Linked DNA regions of Homo sapiens: region 1 is linked to region 2. Evidence: read pairs that join two places in POLR2A ChIA-PET (ENCODE). Cell type or tissue: PC-9. All regions are shown on one strand. Each heading gives the region's core, and the rest is flanking DNA. Links, peaks and the distances in the headings are about the cores only. Region 1 holds the start of LINC00351 (long intergenic non-protein coding RNA 351). Region 2 holds the start of SLITRK6 (SLIT and NTRK like family member 6).

Region 1 (9,133 bases), core at 329-8,328, 430 kb before region 2:
AATTTTAAAATAATCAATGTAAACATTTCATTAATTCTGTTCATATTGGAAAACTTTTATGGTTTAAGTGTGCATTGTCTAAACAGAATAAAGTGTTTACAACACTATAATAAAATATAAAATATGCATATGTTAATGTTTACATAACTTAATTGTATACATTTATTTTAAGCTTTTTCTTCTCTAAATAGGGACTGTGAATTGCAGAATAATATTTTTTTCTGAAACTATTAATTATGGAAAAGGTAAAAATTTTACATCAAATTTTGGAACTGCTATGCCTGGGAGAAAAATACATTTAATTAACATCAACACCAGCATTTCCGTTGCATAAGCCAAGTAGACATAAAGTACTGAATGTCTCAGCTATAACTTCTTTAAGAACATTATTGTATTTTCTTGAATAACTACATGATTTACAGAGTGTTAGTGAAAAAAAACTTTATGTTCAATGCTATTGGGATATACGTTAACCTGATTAAATGTCTAAGAATAATAAAACTAGAATTTGATGTTATATTTCCTTACAGGCAACTATCAATTTTGAAAGAAACCATCTATCACAAAGACAAAAAAAAAACTGTTTTCAGAATATTTAAATTACGGAAAATATGCAATGAATCGCATTCTGATGAACCCAGGGGGCTGATAAGAAAACTGGAACTTGCAGATGAACATAGTACACAAAGTTCTTCTCGGTTTTCTTTTCATTTTCCAAACATTTTATATAGGCTTATTAGGTACAAATGAATGTATAACTGTGAATTTGCATCTAGTTAGGGACACTGGAGAGAAGGTTAATAATATTGCCATCTTTTAAAGACGTGGCTATTAGCTGTAAACATAATTAAATTGGATTTTTGTTAAAACTATGCTATAGAATTGTGAATAAAGCTATTTAAATGAAAGGTCAGGGCTGTACAGGTAATGATGTACTAAGTTTCCTTCCACATAGGTTCAATATTTTCTGTACATCCTTTGGAATGTTATCCTAGTGTTCATGTCTGCCAATATCGATGGAAACAACTATGCAGTCACCCCTGAACTTGGGTGTCTGGGTTTGGTGGAATGAACACTACTGGGAGTCAGTGTATCTAGAGTTTTGTACTGCCTGTGCCAAATTCTAGCTCTGTGGCCTGGAAGAAGAGATTAAAATTGAGGAAGTGATTTCTAATTTAAAAATTGGAAATTCTAATTTAAAAATTGAAAATACAAAATACCAAGAAATTATATTATTGCAACCATTAGATTAAAATAGAATATAATACTTTTTAAAGGACAGTTTCTAAATATTTATTTTTATCTTATGCTATTATATTAGGCTCCAAAATGCTTTTTTTTTAAAAAAAAAAACAGCCTTATGGAGGTATACTTGACATATGATAACTATGCATATTTCAAGTGTGCAAATTGATGAGTTTGACATAGATGGATATGCATCCACCCATGAAATTATCACCACAATCACAATAGTAAACTTATTCACCACCCCAAAAGTTTTCTTGTGCCTCTTTGCAAATCTTCCATCTCATTTCTAAAAGCCAACCTAATTCCTAGGCAACTCCTGATTGGCTCTCTGTCACCATAAATTAATTTGTATATTCCAGATTGTATAGAAAAGGAATTATAGGGCCTGGCATGGTGGCTCACGCCTATAATTCCAGTACCTTGGGAGGCCAAGAGGGGCGGGTCACTTGAGGTCAGGAGTTCAAGACCAGCCTGGCCAACATGGAGAAAACCTGTCTCTACTAAAAATATAAAAATTAGCAGGGCATTGTGGTGCGCACCTGTGATATCAGCTACTGGGGAGGCTGAGGCAGGTGAATCGCTTGAACCCGGAAGGCAGTTATTACAGTGAGCTGAGATTGCACCACTGTACTGGAGCCCTCGAGCCTGGGCGACAGAGCCAGACTCCATCTGAAAAAAAAAAAAAAAAAAAAAAAAAAGGATTATATAGTGTATACTCTTTGCATTTGGCTTTTTTAACACAGCATAATTATTTTGAGATTCAACTATGTTGTTCCATGTCACAACTGCATATTAATTTTTATTGCTGAGTAGTACTCCATTGTAAGTCTACAACACAACTTATTTATTAATTCACTTGTTAAACACTGGTGTAGTTTCCAGCAGCTTGCTACAGGAGATAAAGATCCCATTATCTTAACAATTTTATTGTCTGTATAGTAATATCTCACTGTAGTTATTATTCCCATTTTCCAAATGATTCATGATGTTAAACTTCTTTTCATGTATCTGTATATCTTCCTCGGAGGGCCTACTTTTTATTCACCTTATGTACACTGCACTTACCACAGTGTCTTGAATATGATACACACAGGCAAAATATAACTTAACATAAATTTTGTCAGATTTTGAGTAATAATATAGTTTTCATAGATTTGTCATCTTTAAAAAATGAACTTTTTTTGTAGAATGAGTTTAGGTTTATCTAAAAATTTGAACAGATAGTACAGAGGAAATTCGTATACCTAACACCCAATTTTCACTTTTATTAACATTTTACAAGAGTATGATACATTTGTCACAATTAGTGATAGAATATTGATACAGTTATTAAATCAAACCATATTTCATTCAGCTCTTTTCATTTTTACCCAATTCCCTTCTTCTGTTCCAGAATCCCATCCAAGATTCCATATTACATGTAATCGTCGTGTCTCCTTAGCCTCTTTTTGGCTGTGATAGTATCACAGACTTTCCTTCTTTTCAATAATCACAGTTTTGAGGAATAATTGCCAGTTATTTCATATACTGCCCCTCAACTGAGATTTGTATATGTTTTTTCTCATTACAGATAGGGGTTACGGGTTTTTGATACAAAGAGCATAGAGGTGAATTATCATATTCATCAGATTATACCAAGAGCATCTACTATCAACATCACTTGGTTTTGTGACAGTTGTTAGAGTTTACAATATTCTATAAAATATATTTTGAGAGAGTGGTAGCTAATTTTTAACATATATATAATTTGGTCCATTTCTCACAAGATTAAAAGAAAACTAGTAGTCTCATTAAAATTCACACATTTTGGAACCAAAAATATTATAGCTGTCTCACAACAGAATAAATATACATGTTTGAAATGCAATTGTCTCTCACAACCAAGACATTATCTAAACAAATGTCTCCTTCTGTCTGCTCAATTCCTGTCCTATTTAATATAATTAGTTTAGCTTTCTAAATGCAGGTTGATAAATAGTATATCATTGTAAAACAGAGTTGAAATATTCTTACGTCTTAAGCAAAAGTCTAACTTACAGTTGTCTATTTTAAGAAAATAAACGGGCTAAATTTTATTACTTAATGAAAATCTGAAATCATCCTAAAGTGTCTCAAGGGAAACAATTTGGTTCATGGTGCAATGTAAAAGGCACACACTAAAAATGTCCTAAGTTTGAATTTCATAAAAGCCACTAACAAGATGTTTGCCCATTAGAAAGACTCTTAACTCCCTTGAGTTCTGTTTTTCCATAAAATTGTATCGTAATGGTGGTAAGATGATCTATGAAGATTTCGTTTTTTTTTTTTTAAGTTCCAGGATACATGTGCAGAATGTGCAGATTTGTTACATAGGTACACATGTGCCATGGTGGTTTGCTGCAACTATTAACCCGTCATTCAGGTTTTAAGCACAGCATGCATTAGGTATTTGTCCTAACGCTCTCCTTCCCCTTGCCCCGCAACCCCCAACAGGCCCCAGTGTGTGATGTTCCCCTCCCTGTGTCCATGTGTTCTCACCGTCAACTCCCACTTATGAGTGACAACATACGGTGTTTGGTTTTCTGTTCCTGTGTTAGTTTGCTGAGACATTGAGAGATGACAACGTGCTAGCAGCCCTTGCTCACTCTGGGCGCTTCCTCGGCCTTGGCGTCTGCTCTGGCCGGCTTGAGGAGCCCTTTGGCCCGCTGCTGCTCCGTGGGGGCCCCCTGCTGCTCCGTGGGGGCCCCCTCTCTGGGGCTGGCCGAGGCTGGAGCCGGCTCCCTCTGCTGGCGGGGGGGGTGTGGAGTGGGAGGCGCGGGCGGGAGCCGGGGCTGTGCACGGCCCTTGTGGCTCTGCGCAGGTTCTGGGTGGGCCAGGGTTCCGCGGCCCCGCGGGCCGGCACTCAGCGCCGCCGGCCGGCGGGCGCCTGCTGGGCTTGATTAGGGGACCAGCTCCCTCTGGGCTGCCGGACTGCCCAGGCTAGGTGCTGCAAAGTCCCTAGGCGAGTGCCACTGAAGGATGAAGCCAGCTGGGCTTCTCGGACCGGTGGGGACTTGGAGACCTTTTCTGTCTAGCTAAAGGAGTGTAAACGCAACAATCAGCACTCTGTGTCTAGCTAAAGGTTTGTAAACACACCAATCAGCACTCTGTCAAAACGAACCAGTCAGCTCTCTGTAAAATGGACCAATCAGCTCTCTGTAAAATGGCCCAATCAGTAGGATGTGGGTGGGACCAGATAAGGGAATAAAAGCGGGCCACCCCAGCCAGCAGAGTCAGCCTACTCAGATTTCCTATCCGTGATGTGGGAGCGTTGATTTTTTGCGTTTTTTTTTGCTCTTCAGGAATGAGTCTCGCTGTTGCTCATTCTGTGGATCCCTGCTGCGTTTATAAGCTGTAACGCTCAGCGCTAAGGTCTGCAGGTTCAGTCCTAAAACCAGTGAGACCAGCGACCCACCAGAAAAAACTAGCAACTGCAGACGCGACGCCTTTAAGAGCTGTAACACTCATCGCGAAGGTTTGCAGCTTCACTCCTGAAGCCAGGGAGACCACGAACTCACCAGAAGAAATAAACTCCGGACACATTTGAGCATCTGAAGGAACAAACTCCGAACACACCATCTTTTAAGAACTGTAACACTCACTGCGAGGGTCCAAGGGTCTGCAGCTTCATTTTTGAAGTCACCAAGACCAAGAACCACAAATTCTGGACACAACATCATTTCCTGTGGGATCATATTCTGGAATCACAGAGGTAATTTATTCCAACGCAAATCAGAATTGCAATCTATGTAACAATATTACCTACACTTTTAATTGTTCACCTCCCTTCTATTTGAGCACCTTTAGAGACAGGAACTCAGAATACTCACTCCACTTGCATATCACCATCTACATGCCGCTTACATGCTGAAAATTTTATATTTACCAATTGCCTACTCACTTGAATTTTTAATAGGTATCTCAAACTTGACGTGAGTAAAACTGGGCCCTGACCCTTTGTGTGTGTGTGTGTGTGTGGGTGGGTGGGTGGAGGGGGGGGTCAAAAAACAATATATTTTCCATTTTGTTTTGAAAATTCTGAAAAATCTAAAAAAGCTTAAAATATCTATAATCATGCTATTTTGAAAATCATAAAGAAGTAAAATTCTATTCCCCAACCCACTTTCTAGAGAAACGTTGAGTATCATGACACATTGTTTGGTGGAGAAATAACCAAAAAAAAAAAAAAAACTAATTTCTGGGAAGATCAGGTTTTACTGCAGAGGAAAAAGAATCTAGCTGGTTTAGAGAGAAACAGTTTTATCACTGGAGTATTACATAAGATTTTATGACTGTTGGGAGACTTGAAGAGGTGAACTCCAAGCTGCTCTTCCAGCAACAAATTCCCAAGCAGAGTGGGGTGGTGCCAGCTCCACAACCAGCTGATCTGTTATTGTCTTCATCAGCAAAGGGGTGGCTCACACCCTGACTGTCTTCCAGGTTATCTCAGTTTCTTTAAAAAAAAAAAAAAATTCAATAGGTTTTTGGGGAACAGGTGGTGTTTTGTTACATGGATATGTTCTTTAGTGGTGATTTCTGAGATTTTGGTGCACCCATCACTTGAGCAGTGTACGCTGTACCCAATGTGTAGTCTTTTCTCTCTCACCCCCATTTCACCCTTCCAAAGTCCGTTGTGTCATTCTTATGCCTTTGTGTCCTCAAAGCTTAGGCCCACTTACAAGTGAGTATATACAATGTTTGGTTTTCCATTTCTGAGTTACTTCACTTAGAATGATAGTCTCCAATTCCATCCAGGTTGTTACAAATGCCATTATTTTGCTCCTTTTTATGGCTGTGTAGTATTCCATGGTGTATATATATATATAGAGAGAGAGAGAGAGAGAGAGAGAGCATTTTCCTTATCCATGCATTGATTGATGGGCATTTGGGTTAATTCCATATTTTTTTCAATTGCTAATTGTGCTGCTATTAACACGTGTGCAAGTCCTTTTCATATTATGACTTATTTTCTTCTGGGTAGATACCCAATAGTGGGATTGCTGGATCGAATGGTAGATCTACTTTTAGTTCTTTTTGGAATCTCCACACTGTTTTCCATAGTGGTTGTAATATTATGATAAACATTAATTCTCACTACTCTAATTTGAAAGCAAAATTTGTTAGGTAGTTACTTCTACTTTTAAGACCCACATTATTTCTCTTCTGAATGTTTTAGGTTATGCTTCTTTAGAATACCACAGTCAATTTAATTCATAACTCTGACTCATAGTTGTATTAAAATTCTGCTGTCTTGTATATCTTTTTGTATATATATATATATGTGCATTTCATGCTCATGCTTATTAAATATAGAATTTAAAGAGTATTAGTTTTGTCCCAATCCAGAAAAAATTTGGATGATAACTTTGTTGAGAAATCAGTATTATTTTCTCTCAACGTATTGTTTTATTTTAATTTTATATCATCCTGATTTTCTTCAATGAAATAAACTGGGTAGTATTTTATATATCTAATATTTCATATCCCAAGTTCTGCTAACTTTGACTTCAGGATTAAGACTCTTAATTGCTCATGGATGTTTATCAAAATCAGATTAATCAAAAGATTTAGCAAATGTGCCTCGTTTTCTTGATTAAAAGCAATCAAATGCTGAATGTTTTCCAAGTAATCTAAGGGGGAAAAAAAGATCTAAATGACACCACATGCTTCCAATTGAAAATAGAGTAGAGTGCGTGACAGCTTCATTAAAGCCTTGTTATAAACCACTTTTAACAAAAACAACAAAAATCAACATACCCAACAAATCTGAACCGTGGGAAGAATACTACTGGATAACTTTGCCATTCTTTTCCTCCCTCTGGCTAAGTAACTTTATTCAATATTTTTATCTGGTAGCTAAATACTCTTATGTAATCAACAAGATGTCTAGAATTTTTCTTCTCTCGTAATGTTAGTCTTGAAGCAGTATCACTTCCCTTTAGTGAAGAAAAAGAGTATATTATACTGATTTTGTGAAATATTTTTGATTTAGTATAAAGAGCAACCATACTTTCACTGTCATGCAGTGTTCAAATAAAAATTATATATCTGGCGATGGTGATATACCTGTAAAAATTCAAACTTTCTCTTTAAAATAATCTATTGATAATGTTCCAGAAAAGTTAATCTAAGAGTTTAGCAATGATCAAAGTTTTTCAATTTTGCCAACTTCATTTCTATAAATCTATTGTAATTTTGTTGAGATTTTGTTTTGTTGTCACTACTGACAAATATAAAAATGGTACTATATGATATTCAGTTCTATCGGATGTTTATTTGTATTTATCAGATGTTTACTTTTTAATTCTACAGAAACATTTTCAAGGTAATTTATTGGAGAGTTATCTGAGAGAATTTTCATCAGATATTTATATGAACTGAGTCTATAATTCTTTTGTCTATCAAATTGATAATGCAGACTGGAAAATCCACTTAATAGAAATTGAGGCAATTTAGAATAAGAGAGGAAATTACAAAGAAAAGCTAATAATGGCACTGAAACAAAAAGAGAATTCAGAACATGATGGCTGGGAATGACCTAATCTTTACCCCGTCTCCTTCTGTTGTTTCTGTTGCGTGCCAGAGAGCTCATATTTAAGCTCAAGAAAAACAAAAATGAGAATGCCTAACAGGCTAAATTGTATTTTCTATGTGTGCATTTCCTACACAAAAGTATAGCATTTTATGATTTCCAACATATTTTATTAAAATGCATAATATATCTATTCACACGTAAATGTTCTTATAATGTCTATCACATTTAAGTGGAAATTTTTACATTTCCATCTAATTTTAGTTTCTTTAACTATAAAAGATTTACGCAGGCTCTGGTTATATGTGATTCATACACACAAGAATGTACACACACACATTTTTAAACATGTATAATGGCAGTGTATGCGTTAAAATTATATTGACAAAATATGAGTAGATTTCTGATGTATCTGTGAACTCTTCAGTACATCAAAAAGGAAATAAATTTCTTTACTTGCTGTTTTCTCTTTCTACTGTGTCTGTAAACATGCTGCATTTATTTCTCCCTTAAGTGGTATATTTACTTTCTGCAAGACCACGAGGCTCTATTTCCATGGTACACTTGAAAAAAAAAATTAGCCCAAATAATTTCAAACCAGAGTTTTTCAGTCTTCACATGATTCACCTACTCTACTTTTATACTCGCTTTCATGTAAAGATCTAAGTAATGTCAGATTTGGGGAGAGAGGCTTGGACAAATATATAAAATATGGCATGTGCTGCCTGCTATGAGAGACTACAAATTTTCTATCACTTGAGGTCAGTAGTAGAACTGAATATTATATGCAACATTTATGAATCAGATGTGAAAATATGGCCTGTATGGATTCTAAGGAACTTCACAAGTACACTTTTCTGAGTTAATTTACATATTTTTTATTACTTACATGTATATGATAGTGTTTTTATATAGTGCATGTTCTTATTTCCAGTTCATTGATATTCTCTTGTCCTCTTTATTACTTGGCAGATCATAGTGCTGATAAGCAACTGAAAAGGATTAAATTCTAACATCTCTTGTAGTGTGCTTGCATCTAAATGAATGCACCACAAATATTTGTGGTCTTCTCAACTGTCAGCACCAGAATAGTCATGTGTGCTATTGATGGTTCTAGTTATCTCTTGTTACATAACAAACTGTCACAAAACTGTATCTTAAAGCAAAAAATATTACTTCTTTCAAATTTGTAGATTGAGCTCAGTTGACTTCTTGATTGTGGTTTTCTATGTGGTTTTAGTCAGATAATGGCTAGCATTGTAGATATCTCAAGATTTCTTTACTTACGTGTCTGATGTTTGGGTTGGAATGACAAGAATAGCTGTAGGCCGAGGA
Region 2 (9,133 bases), core at 294-8,293:
CTCTTCATTATAAGTTAAAGAGTGAACATTATTACTTTAGGCAATTAACGACAAATAAAGATTAAAGAAATATTTCCCCCATCCCAAAGAAAAGAATGTTCTTGAGGGCATGTCTCTGTCTGCATTCATAGATCCCTTCCAAGCGTTCTCCAGGCATTGGAATATCTTAAGTCTTCCTAATACCTCTATGTACCTGATCAGAATTAGAAAATATTGGCAGATACTGGACTGAGTAAAAGAAGGGCAATAACATGAATTCTGGCCTTTATTTGTTCTTCTCTTGAGAATGTAATTTTTAAAATAATGTTTTGGAGATTTTACTATTTACCATGCTGAATATTTTTTAGTAGATAAACATCCAGCATTTCATATGCACACACATTTTCCCTTAGAAATTATTATTTAAAGAATTTCCACCTTTATGCTTCCAAACTTTGGAAGCTAATGAAGAAATGTTGGTTTTCAATAAACCTTTTAATACATAACTCTTGATTGATTTTCATTAATATCTACAATAACTTAAAGAAAAAAGCTCATGATATGATTTTACATTACTTATAGTCTTCATACTATGCAGCACAGCCCATATTGTTTTTATCAACAAGAAGGCTTCTTATTAAAAATAAAATAAATAATGTATATTCTGCCATTAGTGCAAAGTTGGATATTAAAAGCCAAAATATTTAATAGACCATTTAAGAATCACTGAAATATTGTGGAGTAAATTGAAGGGAGTACTTCCTTATGGAAAATGTGTTCCTTCATAGCCCAGTACATGACTCTGTGTGGTGTTCAGAAAACATTCCCAGATTACCTTGACTAATTTCACTTTGCCTTGTGAAAGTGTGCAGGTATGATTGATTCTATAATTAGAAACGATAGAAATAAAACATTTCCTTTTACGTTGCATTAGAAAATGATTTGCTTGAAAGGGAAAACTGCTAGACATACTTTAAATTTGGCTCCCTGTTAAGCATACCAAAAATCAAATAGTCTTTTTCACAACATGAACAAGATACTTCTGTGTGTAAACAACAAATAGAAACCTCCTGCAGTGTGTGTGTGTGTGTGTCTGTATGTTTGTGTGTATGTGTGTTAATCCTTACTTGATTGCATGACAAGTAAAGCTTGTCGTGCATTTAAGAAAGCACATTTAAAAAAGAGTTTTCATTTTAGTTTTATTGTAGTGAGTAGTATTTTTAATTTTCTTGAAAGGCACCCAAGAATAATTACTTTTGTGAACCAAAACTATATAAAACTGTACAGAATAAATATTTCATAGAAATCTAACTATGCCTTCTTGTAAAATAAAGCTACATTGTCCCTCTCTTGAGGCAACTTAAACCACTTACCTTTAGAAGTGCCTTTTGCTACTGATTTATGGCATCTATCAATGTACATCAATAAAAATAAAATAATTTTTCCTATTTACTTTACAACTGTGAATTACTTGCCACAAGAAATGTATTTCTATTATGGTCATTCAGATTTACAAAGAATTAAGCCTATGAAATAAAGCAAACCCAATATATTCTCTAGTCATATTTACAGCAGAATCTCAGTAGCATTTTTAAAATATCCCAAGAAGAAGAATTAAACTTTGAGCATAAATGACATACTTTAGTTCACAGCAGCACTGACATTAAAATTGTCTACACAAAATGTGTAGAAAACCCAAAAAGTATGCTTATTTCTTCCACCTGAACTATTAATCATTTTAACTTTTTAATTTAGAATGCATGAGAGTGGCATTTGTTTAAGCTCAAATGTTCAAAGTTTTGAGCCACCCATGGCCTATATAATTGCAACCTTTCTATTTTTTCTTCACTATTACTATTTATAATTGTCAAGTTCCAGTTTCTTTTGCATTTATTGCAAGAAAGTTAGGTATGTTTGACAATACACATTTTTGAAGTACATACTGGTTATAAACAATGTATTCCTTACATATTATAACTACATATACAAGTATGGTTTTTAAATGATGAAATCCAATTGTAATTAATCTATAGGGAAAGCAATTCAAGAAAATTCGGGATACTTAAATGTTCAGCCTTTTTAGATGTGCAAGAGGACTCCTATGAGACACTTTTCAGTATATGAAATATTACTATAATCCTTGAATGATTTACATGCAAGGATTTATTTTATTTGGGACAGACTAAATTGCCTGAAGATAATGCCATGGCTTCTCCCAGTGATCCCTGAGTTTCTTTTTCTTCTTCTTTTTTTTTCCCCATAGTTTACTGCTGTGCTTAGGTTCTGATTGATGACACACTCACGTAAGGCACTTATTTACAAGGTATGGACTTAAAACAGAATCACAGCATTTCTGCGAAAGCCCTCAAACTCTCCATCTATGTTTGCTGCTCCAGGACTTCTAAATAGTCAGGTTCAGCATGTAAATTAGCTTTAAGTTCAAAATACTCATTTTTTGTCTGTTCCACTAATACCTTCCTTGGACGTGAGTACATTAATGTTTCCATTAACTTCAGCTCTTCGTGGGCTCCAGGATAATGTGCCTCCATATCAGGCTGGAGCTGAGCAATGTTTTTCCTTAGGTATTCTGTGATTCCCAGTTGCTGAAGTTCCCTTTCTTTTTCTAAAATGTTTCTGTACAATGAGCTGGCATCTTGGAAGGATAAAAATTCTGTTGATTGGTTCGTGGTTTTGTATTTCATATTTGACCCTGTGAGTGGTGAATGATTTTCCTGTTCCAAAAGACTTCTTTGGAGATGTTTTGCATCACTTCCTTCTTTCTCATTCCTCTCTTCTTCCTCTTCCAGATGCTTTGGACCAAAGGATGGACTTCTATAGACATGAACCATGGGGCTCACCATGTGCTGTTCATAGAGTGAGGCAGAGGGTCTTTCAGTAGTGTGATGAGTGGTTTTATGGCCATACATGCTGTACTGAAGATGCACAGGACTGTTGTCTCTCATTTGCTCATCTACTTGTTTCTTTTTGTATCTTCTCCTGCGGTGAAGAACAAGAACCACTATCCCTGCAGCACAGAAAACAATAGTGATGAACATAATCAGAAGTCCCAATATTAGAACAGACAGTGGCACAGCGTCCGTAAGAGATCGTAAAATAGTATCAGCCGTATTTGTTGTTGTTGCAGGAGTGGTGACCATAAGGTAACTAGTCTGTGTTGGCATGGATGGGTTATTTACTAAACCTGGACAGAGAATTTCACTATTTAGGGCTTTCAATTCCTTTTTGTCGAGATGCCCGGGGGAAGTGCAGAGGATGTCATCTGTCACTGTGTTCTTGCTTAACTTTTGTATCCATTGCTGCAGTCCAACCAGGTCACAGGAGCAGTCCCAGGGGTTATCCTCAAGGTCAATCTGGGTTAGCAAATCAAGATCATCCAAAATATTACTTACAGGTAGATGGGTAAACTGGTTTGTTTTAAGATTTACCTTAGTTAGAGGAACCCCTGAAAAAATATGTGGTGGTAAAACTTGGAGGAGGTTGTTATTTAAATACAGGACTTTAAGTTTAGGCATTGGATTAAAGGTTCCTGGCAGTATTTCCTTAATGGCATTGTATTCAAGATATAAGTATTCAAGATTATGGAGACCAAGGAACATGCCTTTACTTAATTTGGTCAGGTGGTTACCATTTAGATAGAGTTTTTGTAATCTCGTTAGGTTCATAAACGATCCTTCTTCAAGAACTTCAATACGATTGTTTCCCAAGTGAAGCATTTCCAAAGTGAAATATTCCACTAGATCAGACTTCATTAAACTGTGAATAATATTTCCCGCTAGAATGAGCTTTCTAGGATTTTGCGGAGGAGGTCTCAGATCTGATAAGCTTTCAATGTTGCGCTCCTGACAATGTATTAGAAGTCCTGATGGGGATAGGACTTTGCAGTTACAAGGAATAGGGCAGTAAGGTCCTGGAAGTTGAGTGGATGGCTTTGTAATATAAGGTATCAAACCTGGTGCTTTGGTGGGTAGTTTTAGAATGGACGTGGTCTTAGTTGACATGCGACTATCATTTATTGAAGATGTTGCTGCCAGATGTAATGATCCTGAAGGATCCTCATGTTCTTCATACACTGGTGGAGTAGGGCAAATAGATTCCTTCTTTAGTCTACTGAGTATACTTCCTTTAAAAAATGGAGGGCTGTTGCAGACAACATCACCAATTATAGACTGTGGAGGCATGTTCTCCAACCAAGTTTTTAACTGCAATAAGTCACAATTGCAGGCCCATTTGTTGTCCTCCAACTGAAGATCCAATATTCGGCCAATGTGTTCGAGAAAACCAACATAAGGCAATGTTTGTAATTGATTTCCACGAAGATCTAGATGGGTTAAAGGAACAAATCGGAAGATGTTTGGAGGAAGACTCTCAATAGCATTGTCATTTAAAATTAACACTTTGAGTCTGTTGAGCTTGCTAAAGGCACTTGGTTCAATCACTGTGATAAAATTGTTATCTGCTTGCAGGAATTCCAGGTTTTCCAGTCCATGGAAAGTATCCTCTTTAAGAATTTCTAAAGAATTGTGATTGATATGAAGTTGTTTCAGGAGGCCAAGGCCATTAAATGCACCTATCTCAATATCTGCAATATTGTTAAATCCAAGGTGTATTGAAATAGCATTGGTAAGCCCAGAAAAGTCATTTGTGTGAAGCATCGTCAAGCCGTTATTTAATAAGCTTAGTTGGAAAGGTCGTGATGGTGGCACACTTATTTCAGATACCATCTTGATACCTTTTGCTTCACAATTTATTAGCATTGTGCCATCTTTTTCCTCACAATTGCAAAGAGAATCACAAGAGCCTCTGGATGAGAGCACTGGAGTTTGGGAGTGTAAAGATATACAGGCAAGGAGAGATGAATAAAAGAGATGAATCCACAGCTTCATGTTGTCATGTGATGAAATCCGATTCTGTAAAATAAAACGCAATAGCAAGGGACTTTAGTGGGCAGAACTGGGGAGGAGATGAAGCTGATATTTTCAAAATAATAGGTTTTTCTCCAAAAAGCAAATGACGGATTACCATGAAAATATGGGTACCTTGCTGCATTTACATCATTTGTTTCTTTTTTTTTTTTCCTAATACTCAGACAGGCAAGTCTGGCTGACTTTTAACTTGCATTGTGTTCAAAATATAAAATTTAGGTCAAGGGGGATTTAAAATATTATATCATAAAATTTGTGCTCACATCTGATGAATAACCTGCATTTTAACAGATGAGAGAGATGCTGCCTTAGAGCACTGATACTTCACTGTGATGCAAAGTTATATATTTGAAAATATTTTTTAACCTTATGGTCATACATTTAAGGCTGGAGGATTATAGTAAAAGACAATTACATAGTTATTAGCCGTAAGCATAGAGAACTGTAGGGAATGTAAAAAATGATAAAAGAATGTATGTGTGCATATGTGTATGTGTGTATGCATGTACGCATGTAGCATGCATTGTCTTTATATTGTTGAACTGGGTGTCACACAATAACATCTAATAACTGTGTCTGTGTTTTAACCTGCTTCGGTTTTGGCTATATATATATATATATACTAATTTTATTGTTTATTTTGAAAACCTTGAGGAAAATGCGTCTTTGATCATGTTATAAAGTACAGTACTATAAGAACTCTTTTAACTATTCAATCAAGGGTAGTTTGTATAAGCGTAATAGTATCAGATACATACACTTAAGTGTGACCATTCAAATTTCACTTAAATCATTATATTTAATATTGAATTTCTAGAAGCAGTATATTGCTTACTGCTTCTTAATTACGTTATAGATGAGGTGGAAATGATAAAAACTAAAGAAGCAAGATTAATCTTTAACACACATTTCAGGCTGTTGTAAAAGAATAAACAATGCTTCATATAAACTTCTAGCAAATGACTTCCTAATGAGGTCTTGAAACAGTCTTTAGGGCACGGAATGTCATCACATAATTAAGCAGCTTTAAGCCTTTATTAAAAGGCTTAAAGTCGCAAACAATGAAATCTGAAACAAACTGTACCATATTAAACTTTTTGATGATATTTCAAATTCAGTAAAAGAAAAAAAGGATGGTTCAGAATAACATCACGTATTCTAATCCTGAAACACATAACAAATGCATCTGAAACAGCAATTCTTAAAAAGGTTTTGCCCTTTAAATGACAGTTATGCAAGGTAAACATTTATAGCTCTAATGAGATCTAATTTTATTTCCTTCCTTTAAATATTATACTTTAAACTTATATAAACTAAATTGAAATATAAACACATCTTATGACTATTCAACTTTTCAAAATAGTAATCAGTTTTCATTTTTGTTGTTTGAAATATGAACAGTAACTGAATCAAATTAAAATTCACAATCAGGTAAAACATACCAGAACCCAATCAACAATCCTGAAAGTAAACTTGCATTCCCTGAAAACATAGTGTTTTATTGAAAACACATATAGTACAAAGTTCCTGAAAGGCAAAAGGCAACTGAAGAAACAAAACAACATACTGCCTCTGTGTAAAGGGAAAGTTAGAAGATTTTATTTTTCTGTAGGTAAATAATTTGATTTTAAACAGCTTTGTGTGCTGAGTTTATAAACAAGCAGCTTGTAGTTGGAGTCTTCAACTTGTGGATTAGCTTCCACAATCACTAAAAGTACTTATTCATAAATTACCAAGAAAGAATAAGATTTATTTCACCAGGTATAGCATCAGAGAAAATAGTAAATAATTTTTCAGTGATAAACTCTTGTTATTTTGTAAATCCTGTATGAATTTTATGCTCTTCAAAACGTGCTAGGAAACAGTTTCTAATCTTTTCAGAAACACACACAGATGTGAAAAGTGGTTCTCTACTGACAATATCTGATACAGTGGTAAAGAGGTCAAAAGATACTCATTGACATGTTTTCTGAGAATACGTATTTTCAAATCAGAAAATAAGTAGCATACAAAATGCAAAGAATTATTCAATATTCTGCTTATATTTGCAATTCAACATTCGCATTTGGAAGTGATCCTTCCTTCAGAAAGCACACATATTTAGTTTCTAACAACAAACTGCATGTTGCAAAAGAAATAGTGGAATATTATATTTGTTCTTCTCTGTAGCCAGCTGTTAGACTAAATGTCTGCTTCTCAGAGAATACAGGCATCTGCTCCAGTGTTAGTTGTGCCAGTAAGCAAGAATGAAATTGAGTATCCTTTAATGCAAAGTTGTTTATTTAAAGGAAGCGAACATACAAATTCAATCACTTTACTATAATGCAAAAATAAGTATAAGAAAAGCCTGGAAACATTCATCTTACCTGTAAAGCAGAGACTCTTCCTGACGTTATCTGTAATGCACAGCTGGAAGAGGTGTTCAAAGTAATTCAATTCCTTTATTAAAAAAAAGAAAACACCAACCACTGCGTACTTTCTTCTCAAATATCACTTTTTGTCAAGTCCCATAGCTTCATAAAGTTAAAACCTCTGGTCAAAGATAGAATACTGAGCATTTCATTGAAAATATTTCAAGCAGAGTGCATACTAGAGCATCCTGAAGCAATTGTCCCTTTTTCCCTCAATTAAAATTCACGGCATACTTCACAGCTATGCTGACTTTTTTGCATATAGTTAACCATTTGCAAGCTGCTGAATGCAGTAAGTAAACAAGATGTTTAACAGAGCTGAGATTGATCACTCTTGCTTTCTTAGGTTGTAGATCCAAGCTACAGCAATGTTCTCCTTCCTCCTTTTCTAGTATTTCTTGTTAGCTCAGTTTGTTATTAGTCAGATTGCCAAGGGCTGGGAGGTAGGCGTAAATAAAGAGACTTCTTGGCTTTTGACTCAGCCTTTAAGCCCTTCCCCATCAGAGCGTTTTAATCTGCCAGTGTCATATAACACAAGAGACAGCTCCACCTTGGGACTGCTCAACTCCTCCTCTTTCTGCAAATGGTCTTTCCACTCCTTTCAATACCAAATATAGTGCAAGTGAATTTTGATGGAAATAATAACACGTCATTTTAAATGCTTAATAGTACATTGTGTTATAGCAAGCTAAATAATACGTTATGTTAAATTCTCAACTAACACTGTTCTGTAGTGTTTGCACACATGTGTGCAGGAAACACAAGAATGCTGCCTATAGAGTAGTTGCCTCTTTTTTTTCTTTTTTTTTTTAAATCTGGTATTTATAGTTGAAATTGTGCACTAACTAGATTGTAAAATGTTAACACGAACTGCTTCCCTGCAATATTTGTATTTTTGTATTCACCATTTAACTTTTTTAAAGCCTTATGTTAGGGACTCTAAGTTTTTACTTCATTATTTCTTTCCCTAGAGCTAATATTCAATAATTAAACTTAGAAATGAAGATCTTTCAGTTATTTTAATATATTTATTTAGAAGAAAAGCATAATTATTTTAAAATATATTTAAAAATCTTTAAACACAAAATAATTATCATTGATAAAGTTCTGTTTATCACTTTCAAAAATATAACATTATATCTTTACAGATAAAATGAAACAAGTGAAATATGTAGATATTACAATAACCTGATTTGTATAGTGCTAGCTCAGAGAGAATTTATTCTTAATAGGTTATATCTTAAAAGTTGCGTGTTTCTTCAGCTCTTAAAAGTTTCTGAATCATCACCATTATTACTCTTGTCAGATTCCTTATTTCTCAAAAAGCCTGTGGTTTAAAAAGTTATTCTTCTTACCTACCTTCCTGAACTTTTTCACATCCAAAGTGCATATACTAGATGCTGTCTTTTATTTGTTTATTCTGTTTAGAATAAATACAGATTCTAGAGGCCTTCTATGTAATAGTAGGTGTCATTTCAGAAAGTGCTGTTTTTAAAAAGGAGAGTTGATATAGTTTAAATCATCAAAATAGAAGAATATCACATTATTATTTAATGACATACACTCAGATTGATATAGTTTTATCGTCTCAGGGTGGTATATTGGCTCTAAACACATAAGGGCTCTGTGGGAATTTTCAGTATTCTCACTTTACTTTATATTTCCCAGTAATTAAGTTTCTCGTTTATTTTAATGACATTTTGTGCTTTAACATGGAAAAGAGATGATGATACAGAGGAGGGGGTTCGAAAATACAATAAAAATAAAAAAATGAGAGAATGAAGAGTATAAGTGAAGTTA

The links. Peaks named below come from ENCODE experiments on the same cell type or tissue, not always from the same donor. Only the 100,000 strongest peaks of a DNase experiment are listed, where the experiment ranks them.
Region 1: POLR2A ChIA-PET joins it to region 2 with 10 read pairs; 2 of 35 experiments call an interaction of 5 or more read pairs at or near these places.

The regions. Positions count from the first base shown.
Region 1 is chr13:85,359,118-85,368,250 of GRCh38, forward strand. LINC00351 (long intergenic non-protein coding RNA 351) reads left to right here and starts at 4,486. Exons shown (of 4, transcript NR_046989.1): 1 at 4,486-4,978. In PC-9, for the core only: no CTCF peak of the experiment used is centred there; no DNase peak of the experiment used is centred there.
Region 2 is chr13:85,791,626-85,800,758 of GRCh38, forward strand. It overlaps SLITRK6 (SLIT and NTRK like family member 6), which reads right to left and starts at 7,794. Exons shown (of 2, transcript NM_032229.3): 1 at 7,289-7,794; 2 at 1,165-4,907. The coding sequence starts at 4,883. The coding sequence ends at 2,358. In PC-9, for the core only: no CTCF peak of the experiment used is centred there; a DNase peak (open chromatin) is centred at 7,766.